Regions from separate parts of the Homo sapiens genome. Here region 2 is linked to region 1. The links are chromatin contacts, found by Hi-C in ENCODE. All regions are on one chromosome and are shown on one strand. The core of a region is the stretch at or near the end of the contact, and the rest is flanking DNA. Distances in the headings are between cores, read along the strand shown. Region 1 holds the start of HADH (hydroxyacyl-CoA dehydrogenase). Region 2 overlaps MCUB (mitochondrial calcium uniporter dominant negative subunit beta).

Region 1 (4,467 bases), core at 223-2,722:
GCCTGAACTTTGAATTGTTTAATTTTGATCAGTTCAGTTTGTGGAGACTCCTGTTAAGGTGTGTACCTCAGTTTATTGCTATACTCCTTCTCGTGGCCATAATAGTCTCCCTGATGTGTTGTTGTCCCCTCGAGAGTCTTCAATGTCTCTATGCAGCCATCCTTTGTACACCAAATGGTGTTATTACAGTTAGAATAACAACATGAAGAAAGTATAATCACTCAACTAATTTGACATTGTGACTTCCATACTGAGACAAAACAAGGTTCTGGTCAATCTCGTAAAACTGAGAGGCTGACCCAAAGGAGGAAACTGTTATTAAATTAAATCTGGCCTAAAGTTGCCTCCCTACCTAGCAAAGCATAATCAAACCTAATATGTAAATAAACTGCAATGTAATTTGAGAGTACGTTCTTCTAACAAGTGGCCAAGTCTTGGCCAATCACCGCAGCGGAGCTTTTAGCCCATTACAGGCTGCAAAAAATATTGTCTATAAACGCGGCTTGCCCACTGTTAGGGGCTGGAGCTCTCTGAACCTTTACTGGCTCAGGATACTACATGATTCATGCTTTCTTTGCTCAGATAAACTCTGCTAAACTTGTTTGAAGTTTTTTTGTTAACAATATTTAAACATAAAGCAAATAAATTAATAAGAATCCTATATCACTAAGTTACAGTAATTAGAAAGTATTCACCTGAGTGAGAAGATTGGCCAAGCTGCTATCCAGTCTTCCATTATTTGACAAGACATTTCTTTCCTATGCTTTCTAATAGTATTCGTTATTCCAGAAAGGTTGCTCTATGACCTTAAACCGTCCACATGTTCACTGCACTGATAGACGTCCAACGTCAAGATGGGTAACTAAAGGTCAACTCTCTCTTTACCTTCCCTGAGCCTGATTTTTGCATTGTAACTCATGGTCACTAGACATTTGTTTTGGGTGTTCGCAGTCTACATTTATTTCCCTTTTAGGGGAAACAATCACTGTCCACGGGATTAAAATAATCCCGAGTTGATTATTTGGTGACATCAACCAACGGTGCACATTTTGGGTCCATTACCAACACAGCCAAGCAGCACATATTTCTTCAGAGCCTAGATATGCACATGTCATCAAAGGATAGCATTTTACAGAGTCAACACCACTCACTTCATAGAACAAGGGGCCAGTGGCTTTTCAGAAGAAGGGTCTGTTCTCGGCCCCACACCAGAACGCCAGCCGCCAGGTCCCGCTGCTCAGCAGGTCTCAAGCCCGCGCTCACTCGGGCTCCGGCTGCTGACAGCTGCGAGCCCGCGCGTGTATACCCGCTCAACGCTGGGACGTTACAGCCAGGGCCAATGGGCAGAGCGGGACTCGAGGCCCCGCCCCCGCCTTGTGGCGTCACGGGGACGCCGGGGGCGCGCGGGCTGCAGGGCCGCGTAGGTCCCCGCCCCCAGAGTCTGGCTTTCCGCGGCTGCCCGCCTCGCGCGTCTTCCCTGCCCGGGTCTCCTCGCTGTCGCCGCCGCTGCCACACCATGGCCTTCGTCACCAGGCAGTTCATGCGTTCCGTGTCCTCCTCGTCCACCGCCTCGGCCTCGGCCAAGAAGATAATCGTCAAGCACGTGACGGTCATCGGCGGCGGGCTGATGGGCGCCGGCATTGCCCAGGTGAGCGGCCCTCCCTGCAGCGTGCCCACGCGCTTGGCCGCCCACCCTGAGGTGGAAGCTCTGGCGCGACCGGCCGCGAGGGGCCTGCACCCGCCCGACACCAGGGAGTTTTCACCCCGCGCCTCCCGGGTGTAGTTGAAATATCTCGCGTCTGGGCCTGTGAGGGCCCAAGTCTCACTCCCCTCAAAATTCAGGGTTCTGGGCCGATCCTCAGCTTCCTCGTTTGGAAAATTCTGGCTGCCCCCAGGGCCCGCTGAAGGTTCCATGGAGAGTGGCGGTGAATGCATTTTGGAAGCGGGCCGTGCAAGAGAAGAAAGAATTGTATGTGCACAAGGTTCAGGCATAACGCGTTTGTTCCTGCTCGGCTCAAACGGGAGTTTGCTGCCAAAGACATGAACTGCGATCAGTTTTAATTCTATCAGTTATTTTTGATTTTTATTCTGTAATTGTGCAGTCTTTGTCAAAGTAGTTTTCTCTCCTAAACGGCCTCCCGGCTCTCCCCGGTCTTTCCTTCGCTTGCTAGGTTGTAAAGAATAGTAGTAGTCATGACTTTTGTAGCACTTTGTAAAGTCACCTAATGGAAGATTGCTGAGGTCCTGGTTTTGACCTTTGAAATAGTGCCGTCTGTGCAGAGTTCTGAGCTTGCGATTTTGGCGCTGCAGCGGAATAAGTCTCTCTCTTTTTTTTTTTTTTTTTTTTTTTGAGTCGGAGTCTCTTTGACCCAGGCTGGAGTGGAGTGCAATGGCGCGATCTCGGTTCACTGCAACCTCCGCCTCCCGGGTTCAAGCGATTCTCCTGCCTCAGCCTCCCGAGTAGCTGGGATTACAGGCGCCCCGCCCGGCTAATTTTATATTTTTAGTAGAGACAGGGTTTCACCTTGTGGGTCAGGCTGATCTCGAACTCCTGACCAAAGGTGATCCGCCCGCCTGGCCTCCCGAAGTGCTGGGATTACAGGCGTTAGCCACTGCACCCAGCCGGAACAAGTCTTTTATCCATTGTACATCTTCAGGGCTTTTCCATTGTTCTGCTGAGCTGTGGTTCAGGCTCAGTTGTGCGAGTGATTGATTACCTGGCTACTGTAATGCTTGTACTTTTTTTTTTTAAAAATTATTCCATTTCAGCTCACATTGGAGAACCATGGTTTTCGTATCCTAGCTGATTATATTCTTAGCATTTCAGTCCTTTGCAACTTGGTTTGTTGGGGAAGGCGGTTATAGTCATCTAATTTTTCTTGGGGACAGTACTACTGTGGCTACAGTCATGAGAGAGTTTACTTTTTCAATGTCTTGTTTCCAACCAAGTCCACGCTTTCATGCTTGCTTTTTAAAAACAAAAACAAAAAAACCTTTTACTATTAGGTATTATATATCTCAATTTTCTTCTCCTTGGCAAGTTTTTTACAACGTTTTTATTTGATTGCATTTTCTTCTAAAAGCTATATCCCTGTAATGTTTTATTTATATGACTTCTTACAGTCTCCCATTTCCTCTGAGACCATAATTTTGGACATACATTGCCCTTTTTATTGTGTGGATCCCCTGGCTGCTAGGTTATAGTATCCCCATAATCTATGTTGTATGTGGACTGGGAGGAGTAACTCCCTTTAACCTAAAAGTTCCACAGGTTATACTCAAGAGAAAGTTTAGTTTGAGTACGTTTGTATTCCCAGGCTCCACCCAAATCTCCCAAGGCTGTGAGAGTGAGATTTGTTGTGAGCAGGAATAGAACAATGTGTTTTTTAGAAACATTTTAACAACATCTTAGTAACAAAATATTAGGGCCTTAAGCAGCCTCCAGGAACATTATGGGAAATGGATCCAGAAACTTGTGGCTGGTGTCCTTGAAGACAGCAGTGGAAAAAGATTAGAAACTAAGTAGAAAGCGTCACTTCAACTTTTGTAGAAAATCAGAGTGCTTAGTTCTTTGAATGCTGCATCCATCATTGGCCAAAAATGGATGTTGTGTTGCATTAAAAGGCAGAGGGGCAATACCTAAAATTACAGGTATGGTGTTGGAGCTTTCACCTGACAAAGGAGTAAGGAGAAATGATTGACATTAATGGAGAACACAGGCTTGTGCTTGTCAATCAAACTCTTAAATAGGTGGACCAGGGAGTGCCTTTTGAAACTTAAGGGAAAAAAAAGCTATTTATGCCATAGGCTGGACACATAATGGAACTGTCATTCTGAAAGGTTATAAAGACCAGAAATCTATAAAGTGGACGACCATAAGAAACAGTTCCATCCTTATGTAACACAGTTTGGAAAAACCTCAGTTACTTTAGTTGACAGCTCCAATCCTCTAAAACATTTGTGAGCAATGCTTTGCAGTGGTTTAGCTTATCTGCTTTTGCACCCTACCCTGTAGCATGCAGTTCTAGGCAGTATTGCTTCATTCTTTATGCTCCTTGACCAACAGCTTTTGGCATAGGGTAAATCTGTTTTGCTTATTGAGTGCCAGAGACGAATTAGTTGATGTGTTTTGAGTACAGATGGGCTACAGTTCAATATAAGAAGTTGGATGGTCTGCATGCTAGCTCTGCCTCATGCAGTATTAACATGGGACTTTACCTCTGTGTCTCGGTTTTCTCATCTCTAAAGTAGACTAATGCTAGTACTGGCCTCGTAGGGAGAGAATTGAATAAATTCAATGAATTCATGCATATGTCAAGCAGTTACATATATCAAGCATATGTCAAGCACTTACACAGTGTCTGGCATGTAATAAGAGTTCACAGAAAGTTAGCTGCCTTTATAATAATTATCTTCGGCCCGGCATGGTGGCTCAAGCCTGTAATCCCAGCACTTTGGGAGGCTGAG
Region 2 (4,288 bases), core at 549-3,048, 1.7 Mb after region 1:
AGTACCCCTCCCCACTGTTTTTTAATAGACCATTTTTTACAGCAGTTTTAATTTCATAGCAAAACCACGCAGAAAGCTCTAAGAGTTTCCATATACTGTCTGTCTACCTCCACTTCCTCAGCCTCTGGTGTTATCAATATTTTGCACCAAAGTGGTACATTTATTACAACCTATAAACCTTCATTGGTACACCATTATCCCCCAAAGTCCATAGTTTACATTAGGGTTCACTCTTGGTGTTGTATATTCTATGGAGTTGGACAAATATGTAGTGATGTGTCTACATTATAGTGTCATACAAGAGAGTTTCACTGCCCTAAAAATCCTCTGTGCTCTGTTCATCCCTGTCTTTCCCATAACCCCTGGCAGCCACTGATCCTTTTACTGTCTCCACAGTTCTGCCTTCTGCAAAATGTCATGTAGTCGGAATCACACAGTCTGATTCTTTTCAGATTGGCTTCTTTCACTTAGTAATATGCATTTAAGGTTCCTCCATGTCTTTTCATGGCTTGATAGCTCATTTCGTTTTAGTGCTGAATAATATTCCATTATTTAGACGTACCATTGTTTATTTATTCATTCATCTACTAAGAAGAACATATTGGCTGCTTCCAAGTTTCGGCAATTATAAACAAAGCCATTATAAACATCCATGTGCAGTTTATTTACCATATTTTAATTGCTAGAATACTGAAATGCAGGGACCACATGGAGATTAAGTAATCTAAGGTCACACCCATAATAACCGACCACAGTCTAGTATTAATAGTTAGGAGCCCCCACCCTTTTAAATGTGCCGCTGAACCACCACCTTATGGTAAAAGGGATGTAGAACTGCACCTGGCCCACATAATTGTGTGTCCGCACCTGTTGGGACAGTGTAAGGAAGAGGTGCTGGGCAGATGGAAATAGTAGCTGTTAAAACCAGCTTCACACTGTTGAAAACCATGTAAAACAAGGCTTCCAGGCATAAGTGATCTGAACTAGAGGAAAAAGTACTAGGTATTTCCATTACAAACAGATCTTAAGAAACTGCATTCACATAATGATGTTGAAAAAGTTTATTAATTATAAATAATGTATTTTTAAGGCAATATACCCAAATATTTCAATATTTTTTCTAACAGACGACAGTAGGACAGGAAGATTGTCTAACATCTTTTCTCTGGGTTGTAGTCCTTCGTTATCTGCTTTCAAAACCAATGTCCTGTCGAAATGGAAGGAAAGAGAGAGAGAAGGAGGAAAATGCATTTATACAGGAATATAATTTCAGTGGTCCTGTTGAGATCAGTTCCAAAGGGATGACTGACTTAAATGCCTGGTTCTCAGAAGGGATGTAAATACAGTCTAGCTGAGAGGGAGCTGGTGAGAAATTACAGTAGGTGGAAGTTATTGTTGGCTGCTAGCCAAATATTGTATGTATGTATTCTGTTTCTGTACTGTATTAGCCAAATGCCAAACGTATTCTGTTTCTGTTCTGTTTCAGTCATTTTGTGGATTAACTACTCGTCTTGGGCTGTCCAGACCAGAAGAAGAAAAAATTTATTTTCACAGTGATGATTCATGTAGTACCTGAGACTGAAATATTAAGATAACTTTCTAGTCTGTGCTACAAAATGCAGTTTTTGTTAGGGAGATACATAGATCTAGAGGCAAGTAAGAGTTCATCAAAAGAGAGCTCCTATATAGCAGTTTGATTTTTTTTTTTTTTTTTGGTACAGAGAAGCAAAAAAAAAAAAAAAAATCATTAAAGCTTGACGCTCAGTGTGAGATTCTACAAAAGATCATGATGCACCACAGGATGTAGAACTAATGAACCCAAAGACAAGCTTCAAAGCAAAACAACTATGTAACTGAGGAGTACAAAGCAGCCTAACCCCAAAAGCACCATTTTTCTTGCCTCACACAAGAATTTCTTGTTTCTGTGGAGTACAAAAGTACGCTATATTAAGTGACACGGAAAACAACATTTAAAATGATGGAGTTTTTATTTATTTTATGCATATATTTTACCAATTTGCTTGTTCAGAATTTCTCATGCATTCTTATTCCTTGTTCGTGTTACATTTTGTTCACTACAGCTGAGTAGTGCCTTCAATGAAAGCCTATGAGTAGTTAAACCCTCAGTCTGTGTTGTTATAAATCCAACAACTTCTGTCCTTTTAACTGTTGAGTTTAATCTGTTTACATTTATTGTGATATCAGACAAATGTGGATATCTATCTACCACCTTATTCTGTGCATTCTGTTCATCCTGATTTTCCTTTGCTCATTTTCTTTCTCCTTTCTTATCTTCTCATAATTTGGCTAAATGTTTTTTTATACTCCTTTATCTCTATTGGTTTGGAAGTACACACTTTTTTTCTCTCTTCATTTAGTTTTACATCCTGTGGTGTGTAAGTTTTCTTACATCCTGTTTTCTTATGTGTTTGATTTCCTTTTTCCTGCAAAATGCTTTCAGTAAACATGTTTTAGTCGCTCAGTCTCAGTTTTGTTCAAAATGGTAGGTTATCTGACTATAGAATTCAAGGTTGATTGTTATTTCCCCTCAGAACTTTGAAGATACTCCTTTGCCTCTGCCGTCTATTAATTCACCTTATGTAAATTTAATTGCTTTCCTTTGTAGGCAATCTCTTTTTTTTTCAGGCATTATAAGAATTTTTTGTTTCTGGGGTTCTGTAGTTTCATCACATTGTGTCAGGGACAGAGTTAATTTCATTTTTCCTGCCTGGGACTCATTTATTATGATTTTTTAAAATAGAAATATGGTTTCACCCTGTTGCCCAGGCTAGTCTTGAACCCCTGGGCTCAAATAATCTTCCTGCCTCAGCCTCCCAAAGTGTTCGGATTACACGCATGAGCCACTGCGTCCAGCTAGGACTCATTATACTTCTTAAATCTAAGGACTCATCCTGAGAATCCTTAGATTTGAGAAGTGGGGCCTGATTTGGGGAATCTGAACCCAGGTGTGGTATGGAGGAGCAGCCCGGCTAACTGGATTAAATGAAAAGCAACAGATTTGGTTCATACCATTTGTTTATTCAAAACTATCATATCCCCCTATCAAGGGGGGAATGGTAGGCTCCTCAAGATGGGTTTGAGGTGAGGTGTAAACTAAAAGGAAGACCTGAGTTTTGGTGAGTCATTCTTGAAATTCAGCTCTGCATGCATGATGGGTTTGTGTAAGATTTTCAGAATTTTAATAATAACCCTCTAAAAAGGGTTGTTACAGGGTATGGTAGTTTCTCTTTTAAGCTTTACTAACATGTCTGAGGATTGTCAATATTCTTGGGGTTTCTAAATAAAAACTTGTACAGGAGTGTCTTTGCTTTAAAAAATTTTTTATTTTCAATTTCCCAAGTAACCATAGTTTCCTACTGGCATGCAAAAAAGGTTTAATATTTGACCCCTTGTTATTAATCACTTATCTTTGTATATGGTAATTTTGGTGTTGTAAACCTATTGTTTTTGAATTATTAATTTTTTTTACCCTGGCCTACCAGTCTCTCAGAATTGTGTGATTTTGAAACAGTCTCAAACATAACATAAAGAAAGTTGTAACCACAGTGGGAAGACTATTTTGTTTCTGAACTATTTGAGAATACATTGCAAACTTGATGCCAGTTCCCCTGAAACATAAGAACATTCTCCAACTTAATGACAAACAACCATCAAAATAGGAAAATTAATGTTAGTACATAACCACCATCTAATTTTTAGACCTCATTAAAATCTTGCCAATTTTTCCAATAATGTTCTTTATTGGCAGAAGTTCAGAATCACAGTTTAATTTAGTTGTCATGTCTCCTCCACTCTGGATCAGTACAACATTCTTTGACATTCATGATTTGACTCTTTTAAAGATTACAATTATTTTGTAGAATGCCTCTGTTTGGGTTTGTCTGGTATTTCCTTGTGATTTGCTTCAGATTATATAGCATCTTTGTCGGGAATATCTCAAAAGTGTCCCATGTATTCTCATTGCATGATTTCAACTCACCCCATTACTGATAATATTAATTTTGATCAATTAAGATGGTATCTGTCAGGCTTCTTCCCTTTGAAGTTATTATTTTTCCTTTGGGATTAATGCTTTTGTGTGAAGGCATTTTAAAACTGTGTAAATATCTCATTCCTTATTAAACTTTAAATTTATTCAGTTAATTATGTCAGAATACACTCATGGTTTCCTATCTCCTTCAGTGGATTATAATTTGTTACTATCATTATTTAATGCTAAAAATTGTTCCAGATTTTACCACAGGGACACCCTTTGACCTGCCTTCTG

The links. A loop is a pair of places that touch in the nucleus more often than their neighbours do. Pooled maps may share reads with other maps.
Region 2: a pooled map shows a loop between it and region 1 (4-fold over the local background). The contact joins the enhancer-like site here to the promoter of HADH in region 1. A Hi-C loop is called at or near these places in 5 of 50 pooled maps.

What each region holds. Positions count from the first base shown.
Region 1 is chr4:107,988,417-107,992,883 of GRCh38, forward strand. It overlaps HADH (hydroxyacyl-CoA dehydrogenase), which reads left to right and starts at 1,473. Exons shown (of 8, transcript NM_005327.7): 1 at 1,473-1,648. The coding sequence starts at 1,517. RefSeq lists a silencer at 1,240-1,469.
Region 2 is chr4:109,646,998-109,651,285 of GRCh38, forward strand. The region is part of intron 1 of MCUB (mitochondrial calcium uniporter dominant negative subunit beta); the gene reads left to right. Among named protein-coding and RNA genes, the nearest start is that of CASP6, 54 kb to the right of the region's middle. Within about 2 kb of position 1,799, at least 4 of the 41 ENCODE cell types and tissues checked have a DNase peak (open chromatin) inside an H3K27ac peak, as active enhancers do.